Linked DNA regions of Mus musculus: region 1 is linked to region 2. The links are chromatin loops, found by intact Hi-C in ENCODE. Cell type or tissue: heart. All regions are shown on one strand. Links, peaks and the distances in the headings refer to the core of each region. The heading gives the core; the rest is flanking DNA.

What was found. Hi-C counts contacts between places; a loop is a spot of excess contacts. Peaks named below come from ENCODE experiments on the same cell type or tissue, not always from the same donor. Only the 100,000 strongest peaks of a DNase experiment are listed, where the experiment ranks them.
Region 1: a loop joins it to region 2, with 2.1 times the contacts of the local background. A loop is called at or near these places in 2 of 42 quality-filtered maps.

Annotation. Positions count from the first base shown.
Region 1 is chr13:36,112,252-36,121,856 of GRCm38, forward strand. Lyrm4 (LYR motif containing 4) reads right to left here and starts at 5,106. Exons shown (of 3, transcript NM_201358.2): 1 at 4,824-5,106. The coding sequence starts at 4,909. Fars2 (phenylalanine-tRNA synthetase 2 (mitochondrial)) reads left to right here and starts at 5,392. Exons shown (of 7, transcript NM_024274.3): 1 at 5,392-5,754. In heart, for the core only: a CTCF peak has its summit at 5,141; DNase peaks (open chromatin) are centred at 4,720 and 5,330; H3K4me3 peaks cover 2,732 bases; H3K27ac peaks cover 2,566 bases.
Region 2 is chr13:36,271,251-36,280,855 of GRCm38, forward strand. All of the region lies in intron 4 of Fars2 (phenylalanine-tRNA synthetase 2 (mitochondrial)), which reads left to right. Among named protein-coding and RNA genes, the nearest start is that of Gm40912, 68 kb to the left of the region's middle. In heart, for the core only: CTCF peaks have their summits at 3,643 (motif pointing left) and 5,165; no DNase peak of the experiment used is centred there.

The DNA of each region.
Region 1 (9,605 bases), core at 499-8,498, 160 kb before region 2:
GGAGGCGGAGTCTGGTCCTTAGCATCCAGAGAAGGGGGCAAGCAAGAACACACAGAGAGCAGGACACTCACTGACCTGATGGCGTGACTGGGCAGGTAAGGCTCTGGGGAGCTCTAATTCAGTCAAGTGGGAAGAGATGAAAAAAAAAACCCAGCAGGAGTAGCAGGAGGCTATGATCTGGCAAGAGATCCAAAATGGTCCTTGGAGGACTGATGAATACCTTTATAGAAATGAAGGGCACTGCAGGGTATATTAGTTTCTAAGTAAGAAATGATATGATTGAGATCAAAATGGAGTTGAGTTATGCCCAGAGGGTTGAAATGAGAGTCTCAATGTTATTTAAGCATATTTTTACAGCAGTGTTATAAGTAGCAGCCAAATCACCATTAGAAGTGTTCCCTGAAAATCACTATACACTGTAGTTCATCACTAAGGTACATGTTGCCTGTTAGGTTTTGCTAGTTACTGAAGTGGTCCTTATTTATTCATAACCATATCACAATCTTTTCATGGCAGGGCTATCCTATGTTAGGATTCTATGTACTCCCAGGCTCTATGCAGTTACACACATATCACAACACAGGCAGACTGAGACAGACAGACAGACATACACACAAAGAATGAATGAATCTGTGTGTATGTCTAGGAGCTATTAGAGATTTCTGTTTGTTCTAAGGGGGAAGACTCTTTGGCATCAAGACTGTCTTCTTTAGCATCTTTTGATTGTGCGTAAATGCAGGCCAGAGGCTGATGCTACAGGGTCTCCTTCAGCTCTTTCCCCCATTTTTTGAAACAGCCTCTCTCACTGGACCTGGAGCTCACCAACTAGCCAGATTTGTACTAGCCAGTGCACGCTAGGGAACCTCTTCTGTCCACCTCACCAGTGTGTGGATCACAGGCCTGTGCTACTCTGCCTGACATTTTTCCTGGGTGTGTATGATCTGAACCCTGAGCCTCATGCTTTCACAGTACTTTACCCACTGAACCACTTCCCCATCCTTGTTTTAGAAAAGAAAAGGTTCTGTTTGGTATTAATATGATTCCTGACAGGCTCCTGCCAATTCACTCTGGTGTTCTGGGTCAGTGGGCATCTGGATAGAGGAGACAGCGAACCATTCCTGTATCTATTAATAAAATTCAGGGGGTAGGGGTCACGATGGGCAGAGATGGTGTCAGTCCGTGGGGCTGTGCCAGTAGTGAAGACACATGCTCCATTAATAAGGTCCCGTGACAAAAGAGTCAGTCCTAAATGTACTGCCTCAGAAGCTTGAGGTCAGCGAGGCTACCCTCTCAATCCTCTATAATTTCATACATTCTAAAGAAAGTATATTCCCAGATTATTTGATGCATCAGGGGCCACCACACATGCAGAAATATGAAGAGTTATCTCAAAAATTCATAAGGAAAACTATGTTTTAAGAAGAAATATCCAATGTTAAGGTCCGGAATGATCACTGTGGTTGCTGTTTCTCATCAGATCAAAGTTATTATTGTTACAGTACAGGTCTTCCCACAATGACAAATGAAATATTGTCTATTAAACAACCTTAATAAATATTCTGCAAAACGAATGAGGTATAAACTCTAGATGGCCACTTGTATCTCTTCCTGTATCTAGGTCAGCTTTTCCTCCTGCTGACTGATTATACTTATTGAAGTCTACAATTTCAAATGTTAAACATAAGAAAGTCCAGTACAGAGCATGCTGGGGGGCTCACCCAGGGCTACATGGACATGGTAGTTCAGGCTGCTCCAGGGCTGGCGTGCAGACTGTGACTACTTGCTTCTACAGGATGCCCTGGGCTCACTTGGGGGACATTCCCAAAGTGAGAGAAAAAACATCTCTCCAGATTAGCTCTTTCTTTACTGTTTCAGTTGTTAATGGCAGGGTTTCCATGTCTCCCCTTTCCTGGGTCTTAGGTTTCACCTTACCTACACTCTGGCCTCCCTTCGCTTTTTCCCCCCTTAATTTGGTACCTATGGTGGTTTGAATGAGATTGGCCTCCATAGGCTCATCTATTTGTTGAATAGTCATCAGGGAGTAGAAGTTTTTGAAAGAATTAGAAGGATCAGGAAGAGTGGCTTTGTTGGAGGATGTGTGTCTTGGGGTTTTAAGAGTCAGGCCCAGTCTCAGTCAGTCTCTCTCTCTCTCTCTCTCTCTCTCTCTCTCTCTCTCTCTCTCCCACCTGGAGACCTGGATGTAGAACTCCCAGCTCCTTCTCCAGCACCATGTCTGCATGCATGCTGCCACGCTCCTTGCCATGCTGAAAATGAACTAAACCTCTGAAACTGAAAGCCAGCCCCAATTAAATGCCTTCTTTTATAAGACTCGCCTTGGTTGTGGTGTCTCTTCACAGAAATAGAACAGTGACTAAGACAGCAACAAATCATCAGAGTTGTAATACTCTCCTTTACCTATTTACCAAAAGTCTGTTCTCTATGTCCTCTAGTTTATCCTCTGCACCATTATAAGCAACTCCCTCTGACATCTTTACTTCTAGCTTGAGATTCTTTTATCTTGCTGCCCAAAGGACCTTACCTAATCCTCAGAACTCCAAGAATGAAATCTGGGTTCCACAGCAGAGACTATATACCCTGGTATATGTGGCCCTTTCCACCTTCTTGTTGCAGACTTAGTTTCTCTAGTGCTTAGTTTCGATTCATGAAAAATAGTCCATCACAAAGAAGTGCTCAATGGGTACTTAGTGAATGACTGTGTTGGATTGACAATGGAGGGACAGGGCTATATTTGAATTCTATAGGGTATTTGTAAAGGCAGTCTTATTTTATATGACGCTAGTTTTATTTCATGGGACATAATGCTGGCAGGGTTCACAGGGTTTCGATACATGGTATCTGGAAAAGGAGAGCACCTGATTCCTGTGGAAATTACATCTGTGTGAGGCACAGACTACTCTCTGCGTGCGTGTCAGCACACAGCTGCTTGTGTTGAAGCTCAGTCTCAATTTTCTGTGAGGCACAGCCTACCTTTCTGTATTGGCTCTTAAGTCACTTCCAGATGGAAGTTTAGGACGAAAAGGCCCCTAAGAGGCTGTGTAGTCCAGTGAATTAGTTTCATCACCAAGAAAACTAAGTCCTTGAGGCCCAGTAACTCTAAAGCTGCATATTCTGTTAGGGTTGCTATCAGTGTTTTACAGAACTTGTTTCCAGTTGGGCCCCCCAGTGTGAACCTCTGCTTAGTCTCTGTTTATTCAGTCCATTTTTATTCTTGAGACAGACATCTTCTAGACTGCAAGGAACACTCCAAGCATTTACTTCCATGTTTCCTGTCTTCCATCAATAGTAAGTAATAACAGGTATTTGTGGAAACTCCTACCAGGAGGTTTAGTGTTTATGCCCCCTCTCCTCCAAAGCCAATGTCATCACATAAAATCAAAACCTATGTTCGGCTGGGTATGAGCTCACTTGTCCAACCCATGTGCTATTCTCAGTTGACACGACAACTATTATTTTCTCAGCAGGTTTCTGAAATATGAATTACTGCTGGGAAAGTTGGTGCATCTGTTCACAGACTAAAGTAGTGCATAGCCGGACGGGTAGCTCAATCCCTAGAGAAGGGTGCACCTAGAACCAGGTCTGTTTCAGGAGTTAACTGCCAAGACACCCAGCCCATGCCTGGGCAGCTGTGAAGGACAGCTTGTTAAGTACTTGAAAGACTTGGGAAATAAATGAAAATAAGCAAACTGTCTGGAGAAAATGAGCTGGTTTCATCAGATTCTTATTCTTAGATTCAATCTCAAAGGATTCAGGTAATTAATCAATAAGACACCAAATATCAGAAAAACCCTAAAACTCTACAGAAATGTTGGGTCAGAAGTTTCAAAGAAGCAGAAACTGTGAAGGTGGAGGTTCTGAGGTAGAGTTTTGTGTGTGTGTGTGTGTGTGTGTTGTTTTGGTTTTTTTGAGACTGGGTTTCTCTGTGTAGTTCATGGTGGCCTCGATTTCAGCGCTCTGGCTGCCTGTGCCTTCCCAGTGCTGGGGTTAAAGGTGTGCACCACTACCATGTGGCAAGGAAGTATAAGGGACTCATACAAGTAGGGGAATAGGCCAAGCAAGGAAAGAAATGGGGCAGAGTTAAAAATGTAAGTTTTAGTGCATTTAAGTGAGGTGCACGCATAGTAACTCATTAACATACATTTTATAACTTAAAATAAATTTAAGTTTTAAATGTTTTTGAAGAATTGATGCTCCTGTCCTCTTGTTATAGGTCCTAGACTCTAGGATCTAGCAGTAAGATTTCAGTTTGGCGAGGCTGGATAAACTAAGAATTCAGTTTTTAAAGGCTTAGCAACTCATTTTACCTTTAACATGAATATGTAGCCCCTCTCCACCATCCTTTAGTAAGAACGTATCTGATACTTGGAACCAACGTCACGAATTAAAACACTAGTGAAATGAAAGGGGGCCCTAGAGCAAGCCTTCAGTTTTGTGTCCACGTGGTCTAGACTGCCTGCTTCCACTCTTGTAATCTCAAGGCAAGATATAGGTATGCCCTAAGTTTCCTTGTCCTAGCTTCTCACTGGTAGCTTCGCGTTCATCACTTTGTACCGCAGAAACAGGACACTGTTTAATGGTCCTAAAGCCCCTATGTGGGTGTCAGTTCAGGGAAGGTATCCCAGCATTTGAAGGGCAAGTCCTTGGCTCCTCCCCTCCAGGGCTCTGAGGGTCACACCTGGGGGTGGACAGTTGCACGTGCGCGTCATGGGAGTGGAGCCTGTCACTTTCACAGGTTGTGGCCGCCTGATCCGCGACCCCCGCAGACAGAGCTGGGCACCCGATTCCCGGCCCTCCCCCCGGGTCACCTGTAATTGTAGGCGCTGAAATGCTTGCTCTCTCTCATCATCGCCCGGTACAGATCTAAAACTTGTGCGCGGCTGGAGGCTGCCATGTTGAAAATAAACAAAAACAAACAAACCAAAAAACACCCTAACAACAAAACCAAACAGGTCCTTCTTCGTAGAAGCCCCAAGTTTAACTGAACCCAAATGTCAAACGATGCAAAAAAAAAAAAAAAAAAAAAAAAGCACGCTGGAAGGCAGGAGAAGAGAGGCTCCGCCTGGCTCGCGCGCGGCCTGGCTCGCGTCCTGCGCGAGAGGTGGCGCCGCAGGCAGGGCGGCGGGCAGCTAAGGGGTGGCGCCCGTGTCCTGGAGGCTCCGCGTTCCTCACAGGCTCCTCGGGCGGCAGGAGGCCGAGCCGTCCAGCCCCAGGCTCGCTCCTCGGGAGGACAGTCGCGGGCTCGAACACCAGGGCTCAAAGCCTCCTCCGCCTTTCGAACCGCCCGGGGGCGTGGCCGAGATCCCGGTGTCTCCTGACACCACGCCCCCTACACCTGCCTAGGCCCCGTTGCCTGGGTTACGAGCCGCGCTCCCCAGCCCTGCCCCTGCCCGGCTCGGCTGTCTTTGGCGCTGCCTGACCTGCTGTGCACGAAAACGAGGGTGACTTTGCTTTGGATCCGTCTGGTTGGCAGCCTGAGTTTATCAGTGTCATCGTGACTGGGGGACGCAGCGCCAGTGGTGCGGAGGTAACTAGCTGGCGACTTCCTGGCGCACCGGCTTGTCTTTGGGCGAGCGGCTCAAGGGACCTAGGGCCCTGGCCTCTTCCCGTCAAGATGGCGGCGCCCAGCGCGCCCAGCGTCTCGGTAGCCAGAGGTTAAGCTCAGTGACGGCGGAGTGAGTGTGTGGCCGCTTTGCGGACTTCGAAACGCCCGCGTTTGGTTTCCCCGGCGTACGCTGGGTGAGTGCTGGCCTTGCTGCAGAGTAGAGGTGTCAGGTCGCCGACTGTTATGCACTTTGCATTCGGCTGTGACTTCCATTTCCGGGATCTTCACTAAGGGGCTACACTATTTTTTGTTTGTTTACTATTTTTTCTTTCTTTTCTTTTCTGTTTTTTTTTTTTTTTCTTTCCTGTTTTTGAGACGGGGTCTCGTTTTGTAGTCCAGACTGCCCTTGAGCTCCTGGTCACAGATTTCCCGGTGCTGGGATTAAAAGTGTGGGATGCACTACTGTTTTTGTTAAGAGCACGGTTTTGTAGTGCGTAAACATAAATAAACAAACAAGCACATAAATAAATTAGATGTCATGATTAATAAGGGAACCCTTAGGACTTTAGGGGATTTCCTAGACATCATTTCAGACCCAAGGCAAAAAGAGGGTTTTTCTCAGCTTTTAGCTATCACGGACCAGCTTACTAAAGTACTTAAGTTTTTGGGTTGTTCCTTGATCTTAGGACTGTGCGAAGAGAAGCTTCGAATAATTCTGGTTCTTGTGTTTGGAACTCACTCGTTAGTTTTGGAATATTGTTTTATATTAAGATGGTGCAACAAGCCACTACCTGCAAATTCTCTGTCCCTAAATACAGCAAAGAGTCATTTTAACGATAAGACGGAAGTCAATTTACCATGCCTTATCATTTGTTTTGGTGTATCAAGCTTTCATTCTCTATTCGAAACAATCTGTGTTTTTCTGGATCACATGTTTGCAACTTGTTGTCCTTGAATCTAAGTATACCTACTCGTCTTGATGTAGTGGCAATCAAAGGTATTGACGATACAGTGCTTTTATAAAAACACTCTTAAGCCCCTGTTTGATTTTTGTCTTAGTCAAAATAGATTTTTAAATTTCAAATTTAATTTTTAAATAAATGGAACAGAACTTGCCTTTTGTTCCCTTTCTGTTTGTTTGATCAGGTCACTGACTCAAGTTTAATGGGATCCATTAATATTTTGAGTTTTACTTGCAACTTTCTAAATGGCTGACATCTGTAAAGTAGGTTTTCCCCTTGTTGCAGAGTCAGAACAGAGCTGTGGTCTCTTGAGGTAATAGAATATTGATTGCTATTGATAATAATGCCCCAGGAAAACCTACACATTAAAAGTTACAGGTAGACAAAATTACCAGAATGAGAAGGAAAAACGTTTTAAATTACTTTGATTTGTCATAAAAGAGTGGGGAATATGTTTTAAATGTATTTTACTTTCATCTTGAAAGTGAAATTAGGATAATTACTGTATGCAGTTGATGCCTAATTACAAAGGAGTTAATTACTAATGTGTACAGTAATGTATCGACCTGGCTTATCTTTGTGTGATCAAATGCAGCTCATAGAATATGCAGAGTTAAAATAGTTTGGGCAGTAGCTTTTTCAGTTAAAGAGCAGTTGAGATTAGGAAACTGATAGCTTCTTAGTGTTGGGGAAAATTAGTCAGGCTATGGATTTGGACTTTGTACTAGCAATGAACACAATCGACTAATCTAATGTAGAGTTAAATCACAGTAATTAAACATTTTTCAAGAGGTCCTATAACCATTTCAATAGCCAACTTGTAAGCTATTGAGTAGATGATTATGTTGCTGCCAATGACATTTTCTGTAAAGGCTTCCGGATCACATTGTTGTGAGGATTCTAGCATCTACTTTGTTTGGTTTTGGATTTGCTGCTTGATTCTCATGCCATTTTGTTTTTCCTTTGTTCAAATCAATTGCTGTAACATGGCATTAGTTAATGCTATTCCAAGTCTCTCCCCCTGCCCCCTTTCTTTTCTTTCTTGGCTGTTTTGGTGCTTGCTCTGTAGATCAGGCTGGCCTTGACCTGAGAGGTCCACCTGCTCCTGCCTCCTGGTGGCGTTCCCCTGTCCCTGGATGTTGCCAGGGTAGAGAAACATTGAGCCCTGAGAATTAGGGCCTGTTAAGGTGGAGGTTGTGTTTGGGTTGGCTCTGAAGGTTCAGATTCAAGCTGGGCCCTGAGACTTTGGATGCACGGGCGTGGAAGGGCCTCCTTTGAAGAGGAAGCGTTCCTTTCATCTTGGGCAGAGTGGAAGGGAGACTTTCCTGAGGCTAGAGAGAAAATAACTGTAGCTTAAAGACTACGGTGGGGAGTGGATTCTTTCCAGAGCTGGGGGTAAGGCCATGCATCGAGAAGACACTAAGTGATCTGAACCCTCATGTGATCTCAGTCAATGATGCCACAAGCTGAGAGGGCACAGCTTGTCCCCTAAGGAAAGGCAAGCTGAGAGAGTAGATGATTTAGCCAGGATCAGACAGTTGAAAATGGGCTGTCGTGGCTGTTAGCTGAGGATGTATTCTGTCTAGCTTGCTGTCATACTTCATACATACGGTCTTCTGTGCCAGCTCCAGGAATTTGACCTTGAAATGATTCCTCCTCTCCCCTTCTTGCTCTCTCTGTCTCTCTTGTGTTCTTTCTGTCTTTGTAGGTCTCTCTCTGTCTCTCTCTCTTTTGTTTTTCCGAGACAGTGTTTCTCTGTGTAGCCTGGCTGACCTGGAACTCACTCTGAAAATCAACCAGGCTGGCCTTGAACTCAGGGACCTACTTGCCTCTGCCTTCCAAGTGCTGGGGTTAGATCTGCATTATTCTCTGCCTGTCTCTCTGTCTCTCTCTCTCCTCTCTCTCTCAGTTGTTTGCATTTACTGTTTGTGTGCTGTGGTGTACATCTGGAGGTTAGAGGAGAACTTGAGAAAGTTGGTTCTCTCTTTCTACCATGAAGGGCCCAAGCTTGATCCTAGGTTGTCAGGCTTGGCAGCAGCTTCTTCTTCTTTTTTTTTTTTTTTTTTTTTTTTTTTTTTTTTTTATAATGGTAAATTTTAGTCACATTGGAATTTTAGTTTGGTTACATCTGCACATACTTGTAAAACTAACTCCTCTGTAAAGTAAATTCTATAAGTACTAACTGAAACTCTGAAGTGTTTTTGCACTTTTTCTTTCTTTTTTTTATGGTATTAGTTACACTTCAAGAGAAAAGGTTTGGTGTGTCTGTGTGTGTGTCTGTGTGAGGGAGAGGAGAAGGGGGAGGGGGAGGGAGGGGGAGAGAGGGAATTTCTATAGAGCATCTGTGGGGAAGGGGGAAGAGAGAGGGGGAGGGGGAGGAGGAGTGGGAGAGGGAGAGAGGGAGAGAGGGAATTTCTTTTTTCTTTCTTTTTTTTTTTTTTTTTTTTTGGTTTTTCCAGACAGGGTTTCTCTGTGTAACCCTGGCTGTCCTGGAACTCACTCTGTAGACCAGGCTGGCCTCGAACTCAGAAATCCACCTGCCTCTGCCTCCCAAGTGCTGGGATCAAAGGTGTGCGCCACCAAGCCGGGCGAGAGGGAATTTCTATAGAGCATCTTTTCAAACAGGCTTAAGGAAATCTTTACTCTTTAGTGGTTAGGTTCTTCAGCTTGTGGGCAACAATGATGAAATTTCCAGCCAGTTGTCCAGAATTTTTATTTCTTTTTGTTTGTTTGTTTGTTTGTATTTTGAGACAGGGTTTCTCTGTGTAGCCCCGGCTGTCCTTGAACTCAGAAATCCGCCTGCCTCTGCCTCCCAAGTGCTGGGACTAAAGGCGTGTGCCACCATGCCTGGCTTGAATTTTTATTTCTTTAAACCAAATATTTTCTCCTTTTGGAAAGAAACCATGTTTTCTTTCCCAAAGTTACCATTAACATGAGGATTCTTTGACAGGCCAATATTCTGTTACCAAGTATCATCATGTTTTTATTACTACATGTGAAGGGTAGCTATTATTATTATATTTTTCTTGTATATGAGAATGGTGCTCTAGTCAAGTTAGCATAATAAAGTATAATAGCTGTTA
Region 2 (9,605 bases), core at 581-8,580:
ACAATTTAAGGATTATTTAGTTCAATTTTAGAGTTTTGTAATTAGTACAGTCCAGTTTCACATTTTGCCATCCTCAAAGGTTTCTTCTTGCTCACTATAGTCGGCTGTTACTCTTCACCCATGTGCTCAGCCCTAGGCAAAACCTAACCTAATCTCTGCTGTGTTTTCTACACATAGTACATAAATGGAAGCCCTTGTCTAAGGCCTGTCCACTTAGTACAGTCTTGTGGTTCATCCTATTACCGTATCTCAGGCGTCCTCCTTTTCATATTGTTGAATAGTATATATATCTTATTTTCTTCTTTATCTACTCCAAAGAGATGGACATTTAGTGTCTGTTAAGTTTAAGACTTTTATGATGCTACTGTTAGTGTTCATGGGCTGGCCTTTGTTGGGGCATGTGATTTCAGCTCCTGAGTAATTTTTTAGAGTAAAATTGTTTGGTTGTTTAGTAAGCTTATGATTGATGTTTTAAAGAAATTGCAAAACCATTTTGAAAGTAACAAAACCATCTGGTTTCCCACCTGAGAACGTGAGCACTCTGATTTCTCTCTTTCTTCACCAACACAATATTATTGAGTAGCTTCTTGATATTAGCTGTTCCTGTAAGCTGTGAAGGCAAAGCTGGCAGTAGTAACTTAACACTTAGCTTATCAAAAGGACTGTAGGCATCTTCTCACACTTTCATTAGCCATTTGTCCACCTTCTCAGGTAAAATGTCTGGTCAACTATTTCATTCAATTTAATTAGATTATTTGTCCTAATATTTAATTGTTTTATATTTTTTGTGTGCAAGATCCCAGAAGTGTTATTCTAATATTTAGGCATAAGATGATTTTGATTTAAATTTTGTGACTGGTATAAGGGAAAGCTTTAAGTTCATCTTTGTGGGTTCCCCCACTAGTTGAAATGCTTGTGTCTTCTCCTTTGGTTTGACATTTTTTTGGGAAAATCCACACCAAGCAGTTTCAGTCTTGATTATTCCTCTTTGTAGCATGTTACAAATCTGGTAATGTAACTTCTCAGACTTTGTTGCTCATTTTAAGTTATATTTTGGCAGTTTGAAGCTTTTGTTTTGTTTTGTTTTAGTACAGATTTCAGAATCAGCTTGCCAGTTTTAGAAAAAGGGAAAGAAAAAAAAAAAAAGGAGAAAAAAGCCAGGATTTTCACAGTAGTCTCTGCATCTGTGGATCATGTTAAAGAAATTTCCATCTTAGTAGTATTGAGTTCACCTCACCAGGCTATGTGGCTCTGAGGTTGGTGAATGCTTTCTTAAAGAGAGCACAGGTAAATGTTTTTATTGTGAGACTGTACAGCTGCCACAGTGGCCCAGTTCATCAGTAATTTCATAAGTCCTCAGTTATTTCTAAGTGTTTTACTCTTTTTATGGTGTTGGGAGTAAATTTTCTTTTAAACTCTTATTCGCTGGTCTTGATCTTGATCTTGTATCCTATAACCTTGCAAAATCCTGTAGTTTTACAAGGTTTTTAAAGAGTTCTGGGAGTTTTGGGGGACCTAGTTTTGTTTAAAGGTTTACAAACCATTTATTAGATGCCTTGATATGGGCCTTCTTCACCCATATGCTGGGCCCACTTTTTTCAACCTTTTAAAACTGATAATTGGAAAATTCCTTTCTTGAGTTCTGTATGGTTTGTGTTATATTGCTTTTGTTTCATAAGAAAAAGTGAAGAGCACTGTTCTGTTATCATGCTCCTACTGCAAACACTACAGGAAAAATTTACGACAATAACAGGCTTGATAAACTTTAATCACGTATATCATCTGCAGGTTTTGTTTCGTGTGCCTGTGGCATAAATATATAAGGAGCTTCAGTAGATGTGGCTCAGCTATTTTTTATTGATGAGCAAATTTATTTTCTAAAAATACAATGTTATGTCTAGTCACACATGCCATTTCCTGTTGCTTCTGTGATGTTGCTGGTCTGGTAGTATAGTTTCTTGGTGGCTTCAACCCTAGACCAGTTCCATTTTCCTTTTAGTTTCCATCACTGTTTTCCTTCCTCCTCGCCCCTGGTGATAGTGATTTGAGAAAGGTCTTATTCAAGGGACGGAGAAGAGTCTTTGCTAAGTTGTCACTGGTATGTCAATATATGCTATCAGGGCTTGTCCCGGCCCTGGGAACTTGGGGCAGGAACTGTCCTCTGACCCTCTGTTTGTCTGCATGATTCTTTAATGTGATTGTCACCCAGACCAGGGAGAGTGCCTGGAGACTTAGGGTTTGCTTCCCTAATGGTTGTCTAATTCTTCTTAATTAACTTATTACACAGTGTATTCATTTATTCAGTAGTTTGTAATCAGCACCTGCTCTGAGTGGTTTCCAAGAGATGCAAAGGAAAGTGAATCTTGTTAAAGGGTAGAGTTCCCTTTGGGACAAACAGAACAGTTTTGAACACTGGTACCCGACTGAGCTTGCAGGGACGCTGTGACTGCAGAGCAGCTGGCTTCCCCCACAACTGGCTCTCTTACATGCCAACCTCACACCTCAGTGGTTGGATAGTCATGACCTTGACCTGCTTTGAGGCCAGTGTTTTCAAGCCTTGTATGGCAGCCTGTCTATAGTCACTGGGAGCTTTGGGCTTCTATCAGGGTTAAAGTCTTGACCTCCCACCCCAACACACACACACACACTTAGGGATCTGTTTGGAAGAGTGAGTCTTTACCATAATCAAGCTTTTCCAGACCTGCCAGCCTGTTTTGTCCCTGCCAGATTTAGAATATAATATATTCTTTACCTTTGTTGTCATTGATGAAAACATTTCTTAGTAGTGTACAGCCTTTTCCAAATTCACCATACCTGTTTTCTTCATGGAGATATATGAAGTATTTTCATGTAACTATGAAATTGCCAACATTTTGTAACATTTTTTAAAAAATTAAAACTAACAGCAACACTAAGCCAGAGATGAGGACCTTTTCCATATGTAAGAACAACTTTGTTTCAGATAGATCAGTGATGGAACTGTTTAGTTGACATAGTCTTAATATAGTATAAAATAATAAAATTGGAACATTTCTCAGAAGAGAATGTGTCTTTTGAAGTGTTCTTGAAAACACGACTAAAAGAATCCTCTATACTGAAGCATGAGGGCCACAGTTTAGACACAAGGAAGATTTACTCTGGAAACAGGGAAGACTAACCTTCAGTACCTACTAGATGGAACCTTGTAAGCTTCCTCAATCCGTTGTCATCTTGCAGAAATAATTTAAACAGAGTCCTCTTAAAAGCAGTAGCTTCATGGAACATCCCTGGACAAGTCCATTCTGGCACCGGCTATCTTTAAATTGATTTTTTTCAAAAACAAAATAAAGCAAGACAATGTTGAGGACGTCACCCTTTGTGGTTGGCTCAGATACAGGCCAAAAAGCCTTCTCATGGAGTGCTGGGCAGCTAAGCCTCCATCCTATGTCAGAGGAGAAGTGTCTTGAGTAAGGCTTGCTAGTGCTTAGTGCTGTCCCATGTATGGCACACTTTCGTCCTTGTTTCATGGTAACATTCATGGAGAATTGCCTGCGCCTGGACATCTACAGCTCTTTGCTCACTGGAATCTAATGGAACCCAGAAGTGCCCAGCACAGTGGCATGGCACTACAGCTCTCTTGCAGCTCCAGTCTGGCCCCTGGTGGCTTCTTGTTCTTGCTTATGTCTTTGGAAAGACGCCTGGGAAGGTGTTGCATTTATGTGTTATATTCCCTTTAGCTGCACAGAGGGTCGTGGTTCTGAGTCATTATCCTATGTCCTCATCTGTACCCAGATCACCATAAGTGCAGGTGGAAAAGCACCCCCTTTATCCTTCTGTGTCTGCCAGAAATCACTCAATAGCATCAAGTGATAGCTTTTTCCCCTCATGTAAGTCTAAAACATTTTTAAATTTTTTTTTACTTTTAATTTTTCATAGCACCTCTTCATAGCCATATGTGCATGTGTGTTGCACACACACACACATACACACACGCACACGCACACATTCCATTAGGCTGGCAAGTGGTTCCAGTGATGAAGTTACATGATGCAAGCATGAGGATACAAGTTCTCTCCTCAGAACTCACGTACAAAAAGATACGTTTGCTGGCCTTTGTTTGTAATCTTGGCACTGTGGGGGTGGAGACAGGCAGATCCATGCAGCTTTCTGACCAGTCAGCCTAACCTAATCATTGAGCCAGGTGAGAGGGCCTGTCTCAAAAATTAATGTGTGGACTAGAGAAATGACTCAGTGGTTAAGAGCACTGGTTTAGTTCTCAGCATCCACACTGTGGCTCCAAATGATCCCATACTCCAGTTTTACAGTCTCTAAAGACCTCTTCTGTGTTTCTCCAGCACCACAAGTACCTGCAGTTTGTGTACACTGATGCAGGCAAAACATCCATACACATAAACTAAAATAAACATATCTTTAAAAGTTAAAAGGTAAGGCAGATATCTCCTAACCATGACATGCATGTACGTATGCAAACATACATAAATCTATACCTGCTCACACATGAATACCTATATAAACTTATCAATTATATACAATAAAAAAGACTCCTGTCCTAAGATTTCAAAATTCTGATTATATAGGAATTAACTTTATTTTTAGCATATGTCCATAATCCTATGGCAGATACACTTAGCACAGACATACTTCCTTTTAAAGTCACATTTTTTGTGTGTTAAGAGAGATAGGACTTCACAGTATTGCCCTGACTGACCCCAGCTCCAGCGCTCAAGCACCTGCCTTGCCTCAGCCCCCGAGTAGCTGGTCCTCCAGACGCCAGCATAGTGCTGACCCTCTCAAGCTTCTCAAACCCTCACCTAACATCTAACTCCTACAGAGCTTAGTTTTTTTGTTTTTCCTTTTAAGAAAACGGGAGACTGAGTGGCTCTCTAATGTGCCTCGTCTCTGCCTCTGTGGCTTTACTTAGACCACTCCTTCTGCCACGTGTCCTTTTCTCCTCTTAGTTTCTACTCATCCATAAAGGTGCAGCCTGCTTCTCATACCCAGGTCTTCAGAAGTTCTTGCTCTACCCCACTGTATCCACTCCTGCCCCACTCTAGGCCTCCATGGGCCCTGTCAGTATTCACATGCACTTTGTGCACATCTCCATTACCACGTCATATCTAGACTCTGTGAGGAGTGCTGCCTTTGCCAATGGAGCCACCTTGAGTCAGCCACTGGCATTAGCTCCTTGCTGGGTTCTTTGAGTCCTAGAGCACATATAGAGCCAAGCACTATACCGACTCTTACTCTGTGAGTGAGCACAGCCTGTGACTTTCTTGGCCAGAATACAGAGAACCCCATACTCTTCCATTTGGGACATAACTCTTCTTAAAGAATGAAATACAAATAATGGTTCATGAAGGGTCAATGAGACACTAGTGATGGATTTTTTAGTAAAATTGAAGAGTTGCTCCCTCATTTCATGGTTGTTACAGTTAGCCAGATATTTTAAACCTTGGATAACAGTATTTAACTGAAGTAACATGACTTCTTAGAAACCCTTCTTCTGTCTAGTTGGTTTCTGAGAATGCCCTCATGGCCCTTGCCTGAGTAGATCCCATTATGACCTCTCTATGTCCAATACATCGATGCTTATGTTTGCGTCCACAGAGGACTCTTAGATACTGAACTAAGACAGTAGTTCTGAGATAGTAATGAAATATTCCTTTGTGATGTACTTGAAAATGTGGACTTTCAGAGCTATTGTCTTCCCTCCTCCTGCTTTGATATGCTGTAGTAGAACATTCTTTTTTTTTTTTTTTTTCAATTGTTTCTTCTTCTCTTTCCATGACATCTGACAAATCCTTTCTTGTCATAAGGTAATGAGAATTAAAGCTGTTGTCTGGTTTTATTTCCTGTGGCATCCTGGGCTTGGTGATGTGGAATATGGCAGGAAAGGCATCTTCATTGTAAATCAACAGGTATCACTTAGACATGACTGTCTCCTCTTTCTCTCCCTTGACTGCTAGGCACAGAGCCCTGGATTTTACTATGGTTGTACTTCTGTAGGACCACTACCAAGCTCTACTGTGGCTGTGGAGACCCAGATTTGACCAAAGTTTTAATGTGTATATCCCACGTGAGCTTAGCACCATGAGCTACAGGACTTACTACCTTCCTCTTTCTTTAAACTCTCCTTGGGTAGACTCATCTTAGCTCTCTGCTGACACTGATTCATTCTTCCCTCCCTCCCTCCCTCCCTCCCTCCCTCCCTCCCTCCCTCCCTCCCTCCCTCCCTCCCTCCCTCCCTCCCCCCTCCATCTGCCTGTCATGTTGCTTCTCTCTCTCTGTCTCTCTCTCTCTCTCTGTCTCTGTCTCTCTCTCCATCTGTCTCTGTCTCTGTCTCTCTCTCTCTCTGGTTTCACGATGTAATGCTGGCTCGCTGTGGGGCAATGGGCTGCATACAGACAGCCTGGTCTCCAGTTGAGCCTAGGTCTTGAACCCGGGGCTGGGGGTGGGACGATGGGTGGTGATTTCCCATGGGACAGAAGGTGTTTGATCATGTCTCCTGGACCCCTGGCTCCTGTTGACATTACTGCCCCCACAGCTCCCACAGGACCAGTGTGTGGCTATCAGTCCTGTAGGAACAGCACCAAGCCTTTTCACATGCAAATAAGGTTTTCCCCAAACTCTCAGTGCAAACCAATGAGAGGTACCTGCTGTCAAATCCTGAATCACCCCCAGAACTGTATATAACTCTTATCCATGGAATTAAAGGAGAACTACTCCTTAGTTTGAGTCTTTTGTTCCAAGAGCTGTATGTAACACTTGGGAAGAGATCTCTCCCGAAGAGCCACCTGAGGTCCTGTACTCCTCACTGGACAGTTGGCTTCTCGTTGGCCCAGCCCAACCAGACTCAGTGCAGAGTGGCTCAGAGTTACTGAGCAACCTGGAAGGAATGGCAGAGACTTAGTCTCTTCCCTTCGCTGGAACCCTCGCACCAGGCCTGGCCAGAAAACCTCCGTGGAAAACCTCTGGTACCCAGGCCCACAGCTAGCCTGGAGGTCAGATATGTATCTGCCTTTGCATCACAAGTGTTGAGATTAAAGTCATGGGCTACCAAGCCCAGCAAAGATAACTTCCATAAAGTTATTATATCCAACTTAAACTTTTGTGTATGTCTAGTACCTGGCACAGAGCTCTATGGAAGCTCTGGAATACACATTCAACCTTTTTCTATTTTCCACCTTATTTTATTTTGTATGTATAGGGATGCATGTGTATCGGATGCACATGGAAAACAGAAGACAACTTTGGATACTTGGTTTTTTTCCGTCATGTGGATTCGGGGGATTAGATTTAAATTTTATCTGTTGAGCTATCTGGTCAGGCCCATCCAACCTTACATTAGTTGATGATATTGATTTAGCTATAAGGACCTGGTCAGCTTGTTTGAAGGGCTGTGACTTCTGGATTCCTGTGCTGATTGCCTCACTATTTGGTGTCTGTTGGATGGAGATCGCAATGGAGTCATGATTTAACCTCCTTGATTTCTGTTTCCATGTCTATGAAAGTTGAGATAATAAACCAATATTTATTTCTTAAAGGTCTTATAAATCAAAGGTGTTTGTATATATAAATGCTTGAAATTGGGGAGCATAGCGCCTGTTGGTAAAATATCACCATTGTCTTTGTCTTCATCATCTTCATCATCATCTTCCTCCTCTGGGCTTCGGAGTTTCTCCAAGAATCGGAAACATGAATGGGGTTGGGTTAAAAAGTTTTTAGATGACTTATACCTTTGTTTTTGTGGATCTGTGGTATTTAGATAGTATTTTGATGATTATAGATTTTTTTTAAACTTTGGACAATTATCACAAGAGAATAATGAGTTCTGTTTCAAGACATTCATTTTCTCATTAATGTTGTCACCCTCAGAATTGTATTAGCTGGAATGTTTGTTGATGCCGTAGTGACCAGCCAGTTTTGCTGAGAGACAGAGTTTAAACACATAACGACAATATGTTAGCCAAGCGGCATCTGATGGCATCTTCTTAGCCTTTTGCAGAAGGCCTATGTGAGTCTCAACCCTGAACTTTTGGTGGCATGTTAGACAAAACCAGGTAATCTTATTTTTAAGCACTAGGATGTCATCCAAGTCCTTTATGTCAGCAGTAACAAAGCCTGTGATGCACTGAGTGCCATTTCTTATCCTGTACTGCAAAATAATCTCTCAAATGTGAGGAAATTAAATATGTGTAGTACAGGATCAGCTTAAGATTTCAGGTGTGCTCATTAGAGCAGTTCTCTCTTGATTTGTGATAGAGAAAAAAAAGCCATCTAATGAAATCAAAGGAGGGTTTGTAAAGAACTATTGTTACCTTATTAAAGGAATGCAAGTCCTTTTCATATTCTCATCAAGTGCTTTGTATTTTAAGAAGGAGCTGTTTAAAGAGAATCCATAATACTATAGAAAGGACATCATTTTCTGAAGTACAGTTTGACTAGAAATCTTTAGATCTATCTCAAAGAGCCATTCATTCATAAAATGGAATGCCTCCATCCCAAGTGTAAGGGCTTGATCTTCATATCCTGGGTCTGTGGAAGAAGTTGTGGAGTCTGCATAGTCAGCAATCTACTTCATTTCCTAACAGTTAACGGATTATTCAGACTGCTCACAGGAGTAGCATTCCTAGGATGCTCCGGGCAGTCTCCAGTCATGCATAGGACAATGGTGGTAACATAAGAGTAATGTGATAATTTCATTTGTCTTTGTAAGGTACTGTGTGTACCTTGCCTATTTGATTGATCAGGTTAGGGGATTCTTTGTTTGGAATTTGTACCTATAAATGTCGGTGGGTGTATTTCCTGGCATTTTGCAGCCTCGAGCCTCCACTTCCAATCATTGACTAACAGGAGACATTGGGAAATCTCTTGCCAGCCTCTTTGCTGGATAGTTACCATTTCTGGGTCCTTGAAAAGTGCTCAGTGAGTCCACTAGAGATCATGTCAGGCCCCATCACTGTCACCATCACTAGGACTATTTCTGGTCTTCCGTGGCAGACTCCAGCCAGAGGCTCAGCTGTGTCCTCTGTTATTTCCCTCCTTTGTTTATTATGCCTAGCCTTCCTAGGGTGCTGTTGCACACAGAGCAGTACTAACTACCATTCCACCCAGGGTCCCTGCAGCTCACAGCAGCTCATGGTGGGGTGTTCTGCCCCCCATGGTGGACTCCCACTGGCACTGGCTCATGTGACTCCAGGATGGGCTATTAGTAGCTAATCCCCCATGGCTTTCTCCATAGACCATTACTCACAGACAAGACCCCTCATGCCCCTCTACTCCAACACACACCATGCAGGAACCCACCTGCTAATTGGTATTCTTGCAACTCACAGACCATTTGTCAGCCTGTGGAACTTGATCATCAAGAATATTCTTTCTATACACTGGTATCCTATCATAGAGCCAGGTTTCTGTCAGTCATGCTGGCTCACTTTGAGGATAAACTGATGATACTTCATGAAGCAAGCCAGAGGGGATGGGATAATGTATGTGCTTCTAAATAGGGTATGGTTCCGGTAACCAGAGGTTTTATAATACCCCCCCCCAAAGGGAACTGGATTCTGTATTCTACCTCTCTGAGTCTGTTCACAGGATATGATTCT